2 separate regions of the Homo sapiens genome follow, and region 1 is linked to region 2. The links are chromatin contacts, found by Hi-C or POLR2A ChIA-PET in ENCODE. All regions are on one chromosome and are shown on one strand. The core of a region is the stretch at or near the end of the contact, and the rest is flanking DNA. Distances in the headings are between cores, read along the strand shown.

Region 1 (3,383 bases), core at 763-3,262, 290 kb after region 2:
CAAGTGTTAATGGTAGTAGCTACTATTTTCTTTTCTTTCTTTTTTTTTTTTTTCTTGAGACAGAGTCTCACTCTATTGCCCAGGCTGGAGTGCAGTGGCATGATCCTGGCTCACTGCAACCTCCACCTCCCGGGTTCATGTGATTCTCCTGCCTCAGCATCCCGAGTACCTGGGATTACAGGCACCTGCCACCACGCCCGGCTAATTCTGTATTTTTAGTAGAGATGGGGTTTCACCATCTTACCCAGGCTGGTCTCGAACTCCAGACCTCCGGTGATCCGCCTGCCTTGTCCTCCCAAAGTGCTGGGATTACAGGCATGAGTCACCATGCCCGGCCACCATTTTCTTGACTATTACATGTACCTGAACTAAGTGATAAGAAGGCATCATCTCATTGAATTCTCATGACTCTCCTATGAGATGCAAACCATCATTACCCCCACTTTGTTAGAGAGGAAAGTGAGGCTAACAGAAGTAAAGTACCACATCTAGAAAGTGGCAGAGAAGCCAAGCCCGGGACCTGAGCTACCTGGTTCTCGAGCCCCTAATCATGCTGCCTGCTCCTATCGCCACCATCTGGTTTCCTCCCACGCACTCCTGATAATGCACAATACAACATTCAATTACATTGTTCGTTCTTTTCCAGCAATAGTGTGTTTAGCTTTTATGCTGTGTTAGATTATACGTTGCTACTAACCATGAGGAACATATGATTCAAGAGAACAAAGAAACGACCTTGCTCTGGTGGTTCAGAGCGAGGGTCTTGGGCTAGATTCTGCAGCTTGCCATCTGTGCCCGTCCCTGAGCCCACTCCTCATCTGTAAAGTGGTGCCCATATCATCAAACTGTGATGAGGATTAAAAGAAATAATACATAGGAAGGGCTCAGATGTGGTAATAGAGCAAAAAAAGTTAGTTATTGGTGTTTCGACAGCAAATACAGTCCTAAAATCATGATGTGGCTAAGTAGTTTTCTGAAAACTAATTTGGCAAGGTCACCAGTCTGCTGTGCCATCCATGTTTTGTCTGGGTGGACTTAACTAACATTCCCTGTCTCTCCCCAATGCATCAGCAATATTTCACATTTTTTGTCTTCTGTCTGCCTTCCAAAATTATGAAAACGTTCGCCCTGAGCAGACCCAGGCAGCAGTCTAATCTTTCTGCCCCTTCCCGCTGTAAGAGAAATATGGAGTGGGTTTGGGGTTACCCAAATGACCCCAAATGTTCATTCTGGTCTGAACTCTCCCACTGACCTCCTCCTATCTCTCCTCCTACCCCTGCCCTGTAGGCAAATCCTGCTCCTGTCATCAGTTTCCTCCTCTGCCACAGGAGAGTATGGGCCAGCTGATCTGAAGGTGGCTTCCAGACTCCTTCAGACTTTTTTTTGAAAGAAGTAAATCCCAAGCTGTTGTCACCATCACTGTTTTCTGCTCTTCATAATATCGATGTGTTATGTGGGTGCGTTTGTGTGTGTGTGTGTGTGTGTGTATAGCCATACTGTGTTCCCATGTATGTATGTATATGTGTCAGTGTGTTTGGCTGCATCTGTGCGTGACTGTATATGGGTGTGTTTGTGTGCACCTGCGTGTGACTGTATTTGAGTGTGTGTGCACTTGTCTGTGACTGTGTGTGCACCTGTGTGTCCTGTATATGTGTTTGTGTGCGCCTGTTTCCTGTGAGTGTGTTTGTGTGCATCTGTGTGTGGGTGTATATGAGTGTGTTTGCATACATCTTTGTGTGTTTGTGTGATATGAATATGTTTGCTTTCTGTGTATCTGTGAGAGTGTGTGTGTCTTTGGACATTTCCACAGGGTTGACGTGGCCCAAACCCAAGTGACAAGAAAAGAGGGAATGGTGGTCAGCTCACTTGTGCCTTCTGCGCGACCCACGCAGGCGGACCCCAAAAGCCTAGGAAGCTCGTGGCCTGGATACCGCCCTCAGCGCAGAGGAGGCAGCCCCGGGCGGTGGGCGGGGCGGGCCCGGGCGGTGGGCGGGGCGGACGGCGGTTCTCCGGGCATGCTCGGCCTCGGCGGCTGCAGGCGGGGCGGGTCGCGCTGGTCCCCGGCCGGCCGGAGCGGCGGCGGTGGCGGCGCGAGGCGGCATGAGGGAGCCGCTCGGTAAGTCCCGGCGTCTAACCCTCCTGGCTCCCACCGTCCATTAGGGCCGCTCCCACGGCGCTTCGCGGGCCTCACCCGCAGCCTCCCGCACTCCCCCCAACTTCTCCAGCTGGGACGTCGCTCCGGTTCCAGCCACCCTGGCGGTGGGGGATGTCTGCACCCCCAGTCGCAGCCCCGCCTGGGCCCCCCGCGCGGTGCCTAGCCCGGCAGCCTCGGGGTGGAGGGCGCCTGCCAGCCCGGGAGGGGCGTCCCCTCCCCTCAGGTGCCCCGCTCGGAGCGCGGGGGTCCCGGGGCGGGCACCGCGGGCCGCGGCTGGCGTTAGCGCTCGCGTCGCCCCTCGGCGCGCGGAGGGCCTGGGGGGCCGGGGTCACTCACTCCCCTCTCGAAGTCGCCCTCCCCAGCCTGTGTCCACCAACCCCTCCCGCGCCCTCGCGCCCAGATCTCGCGGACCTCACCCCAGAGCTGACAGCCGCCGCGCTGGGTCCCCGAGGTCCCAGTTCCCACGCTGCCCCGGCCGTCTGGACTGCCCGGGACGGTGGGGGGCTCCCGCCGCGGCCCCGCTCCCGCTCCGGTCTCTGCGCGGTCTGCGCTGGGGATTAGGGCGCTAATCGCAGCTGCCTCCCAGCGAGTGCCCGGGGCCGCCCGGCTCCTGGCTGCGCGTGGGATGGGAGAAGGGCAGGAGCCCCGCCTAGGAGTGCTGTAAATCCCGTTAATTATCTCATTTATGGGATCTGGAACCCGCCCTCCTAGGGTCTCTGCGCTCAGATCTCCGCGGGCACCCTCTACTTCCCCCGTCTCCAGTCGGGGTCCGTTCACCCCCAAAATGCCAGGGTTTGCCTCGATGCCCTGGCCACAGTGGGGCCCAGCACTAGCTGCTAAAAAGCGCCCCTCTCGCTTCCGTCAAGAAGCAGAGCGCCTGGGATTCTTCTGGGCATTTGTAAAGAAGCTGTGATTTCACTACTGAAGAAGAAAATAAAAACGAGAACTTTAGGCCAGCGCTACCTGGGCATGCCCTGGTGTTTGGTCATCCACGCGCTTAAGGAGTAGAGAGGCCTTGGGGGAATTAGCTTGGGCACATCACCTCCCCACACCTACACCCACTCTCCCACCCCCGCACGCACTCCACCCGCCTCCCGTGTCCTCATTCCCTCCCCAAATCTAGTAGCTTGGTCTTAGTCTTGGGGAGAGGGGTGGGGCGGTGCAGACCACACAACTCCCAGGGTTTCCTGTCCTGACAGTTTAATGTGATGTTTCTCCCACAACTTGT
Region 2 (3,363 bases), core at 786-3,285:
CGAAAATTAGCCGGGCATAATGGCAGGTGCCTGTAATCTCAACTACTTGGGAGGCTGAGGCAGGAGAATTGCTTGAATCCAGGAGGAGGAGGATGCAGTGAGCTGAGATTGCACTAACGCATTCTACCCTGAGCGACAGAGCAAGACTCTGTCTCAAAAAATAAAATAAAAAAAAAGTACCTACTGCCAAGTGGCTGGAGAACATTTTATTCTGCTAAAGGGATTAAATATCCCCCACAAAAATTAAAAAGTCCTCACATCCATCCCCAAACTCATTGCTTACGCAGGACTTTCCTTGGAAGTATCAAAATCAAATATACTTCTATCTAACTTTGAGATTCTTCAACATCCATGTGGGAGTGGCAGGACTCTGTGTGGCCTGAGGGTGGCCTTGAGTGTGTGTCCGAGTGGAAGGCCCAGGATCTGGGGACTGACCTGGGGTCAAATGGCACAGCCAACTTTTTTTTTGAGACAGAGTCTTGCTCTGTTGCCAGGCTGGAGTGCAGTGGCACAATCTTGGCTCACTGAAACCTCTGCCTCCTGGGTTCAAGTGATTCTCCTGCCTCAGCCTCCCAAGTAGCTGGGATTACAGGTGCCCACCACCACACCTGGCTAATGTTTGTATTTGTAGTAGAGACAGGGTTTCGCTATGTTGGCCAGGCTGGTCTGGAATTCCTGACCTCAGGTGATCCTCCCGCCTTGGTCTCCCAAAGTTCTGGGATTACAGGCGTGAGCCACCACACCCAGCCAGCACAGCCAACTTCTAATGAGGCCACCTTAGACAAGTTACTTACTGTCTCTAAGCCTCCGTGTTCTCATCCATGAAATGGGTTTAATCACTCAGATTTGTTGAGATGATTAAAAAGGAAAATACCTGCAAGGCAATAGCACCATGCTAACACAGAGCTGGCTAGTCAGTTCCGGTGCTGGTTTGTCCTCTCTCACGCTCCGATTGCGAGGCCCCTTGCTTTTCCTTTCGCCTCCAGCAGCAGTGTATTCCCCCGGGGAGGCTGCCTTCAGTTGCAGGCTTCTTTGCACTGTTTCGTATGTCCTTTTCCCAGGCACCCGAGCAAGGGCCACTGGTTATGACACAGGCACTGAGGAGGAGCCTTGAATCAAGGGCAGAGCTCTGACTTTAAACTTTGACTCCCCAGGTGTGACCTATAGCCAGTCGTTGTCTGATCTGTGCCCCACTTTCTCATGTCCAAAATGAGAAGACTGAACCAGTCCTCTCCAATGCCTTTCGTATGGCTTTAAGATGAGGTATGTACCTCTCACTTGGAGGAGGGGCTGGCAAAACCACTTGAATTTTAATTTGAATTGAGGCATATTGGCAGAGGTTGTAAAATGTCCTCACATGGTTCAAGGAAGATGATGATGCCCTGCCTGCTCCTGGTGCCCCTTTCAGAGAGGTTAAAAGCCTTTCCATTATTTTAACTTTTTTTTTTTTTTTTTTTTTGAGACAGGGTCACGCTCTGTTGCACAGGCTTAAGTGCAGTGGCGCGATCTCGGCTCACTGCAACCTTCGCCTCCTGGGTTCAAGTGATTCTCGTGCCTCAGCCTCCCAAGTAGCTGGGATTACAGGCATGTAATCACGCCCAGCTAATTTTTTTGTATTTTTTAGTAGAGACAAGGTTTCGCCATGTTAGCCAGGCTGGTCTCGAACCCGTAACGTCAGGAGATTCACCTCCCTCAGCCTCTCAAAGTGCTGGGATTACAGGCATGAGCCACCGCGCCCGGGCTCTGGTTCTATTTTCATGATGCTATTTACAAGAGTAGGTGGAGCGCTCCTTCTATGGAACTTTTCATTTGGTAAATTGTGTGACTGTGGAAGTAAACCATGTCTGAAAGCTTAGGTATCTTCTTTCCGGCCTCAATTTCCTCTCTTCCTCTAAAAGCGAACTTCTTTCGCCTAGTTTGACCCTCGAGGCTTCCCATTTCTTTTGCCCCCCCCCTCCCCCCCGACGCATGCGCGAAAACGCGCTGACCTTTCAGCTTCGCGCTAGTGCTGTTTTTTTTTTTTTTTTTTTTTTAGCAATGGCGGTTCCCGGCGTGGGGCTCTTGACCCGTTTGAACCTGTGTGCCCGGAGAAGAACTCGAGTCCAGCGGCCTATCGTCAGGCTTTTGAGTTGCCCAGGAACTGTGGCCAAAGACCTTAGGAGAGACGAGCAGCCTTCAGGGAGCGTGGAGACAGGTGATGGCGCCGGTTTGCCCTGTAGTTCCGTCCCACAGCGGGCGAGGAGTCTGGGATCACGGGGAAACACGTGGCCTGTGGAAACGGCTGTGGACCCTTTGGCAAGAGGGTGGGGCTGTGTCCTGTCCTCTCCTCTCCTCTGATCTCTGTAGGGGAACCCAGGGTCGCCGCCGTTGCTGAGGCAGAAGTGAGATGTGTGATGTTTGTTTGGGGCGACTCCTGTGTACAGTAATGGAGTTGTTTAGACTTCCATGAAATTCAGGTCAGGAACCCAGTTTGCTTGCACTTTACAGTTTGACGAAATAGTGTTCCCAATGATAGTAATGCTACACACCTGAGCCAGTCGCTGCATCGTGTACGTATATTTCTGATTTTGATACATTAAGTTGTTGCTGGAGGCCGAGTTATATTGTAGCCTGATGAATCAAGAGGATTCTTGGTTCCTAGACATAGGGTTCTGTCTATGAAATGTACTGCCGTTTACTTTATTCTTTTTGGCCATTTTGAACCAAATCAGTCTGGTAACAGATTTGGATTCACTGCAACAGGCTGTTGTCCCGCGTTCGTTCTACATTTATATGCTTCTTTGTGTATTGAGAAGCCAGTGTTATTGAACCTCTCTTGTGACTCAAGAGCTTGTGTATTCTATTTACAGTTCTTAAAACGATCTTGCAAGAAATGTATCACTGTGTCCATTTTACAGATGTAGAAAATGGTTCAAAGAGGTAAATAACTTAGGCAAGGTCACTAGCTCAGTTAATTTAGACTTCTAGTCAAATTATTAAACAAAATGTATTGACTTCTACGATTCCTTGGAGCTATTTTTTCCCTAAAATAAGCTGGTGTCTTTATCAGACTGTATAAAAGACTTACATTGGCAGGCAGTGAGAAATCTTTATGTATTTCATTCAAATATTGATTGGATTGTATTTAGTGGAAGCTACTTCTGTTGAACATTTCTAAGTAACGCTGAAAATTTGAGTAAGGATTCTGCCAAAAAAGCTATTGTAATTTAACATTTGTATGGGTGTTTAAATTTGAGAGTATGTTCATATGCTCTTTGATATATGAAACAACCCTGTAGCGTAGGTGTGGAAGGAAATAACTGTTACTCCATTTTATAGATGAGGGAACAGGGTAGTCCAAGGGTAGCTTGAGTAGTTCAAGCT

What was found. Hi-C counts contacts between places; a loop is a spot of excess contacts on that map. ChIA-PET counts read pairs that join two places held with the same protein, here RNA polymerase II (POLR2A). Pooled maps may share reads with other maps.
Region 1: a loop to region 2 is called in a map of IMR-90, with 13 times the contacts of the local background. The contact joins the promoter of JCAD here to the promoter of MTPAP in region 2. A Hi-C loop is called at or near these places in 3 of 168 maps with a recorded cell type or tissue (IMR-90, chondrocyte and sigmoid colon) and 11 of 50 pooled maps. POLR2A ChIA-PET finds 5 or more read pairs at or near these places in 2 of 52 experiments (AG04449 and WTC11).

What each region holds. Positions count from the first base shown.
Region 1 is chr10:30,058,215-30,061,597 of GRCh38, reverse strand. JCAD (junctional cadherin 5 associated) reads left to right here and starts at 2,012. Exons shown (of 4, transcript NM_020848.4): 1 at 2,012-2,116. It overlaps LOC101929256 (a long non-coding RNA gene), which reads right to left and starts at 2,760. Exons shown (of 4, transcript XR_001747405.2): 1 at 2,572-2,760. RefSeq lists a silencer at 1,900-2,069.
Region 2 is chr10:30,347,950-30,351,312 of GRCh38, reverse strand. It overlaps MTPAP (mitochondrial poly(A) polymerase), which reads left to right and starts at 2,035. Exons shown (of 9, transcript NM_018109.4): 1 at 2,035-2,194. The coding sequence starts at 2,038. RefSeq lists enhancers at 2,024-2,163, 2,194-2,243, 2,294-2,363, 2,374-2,473, 3,055-3,363.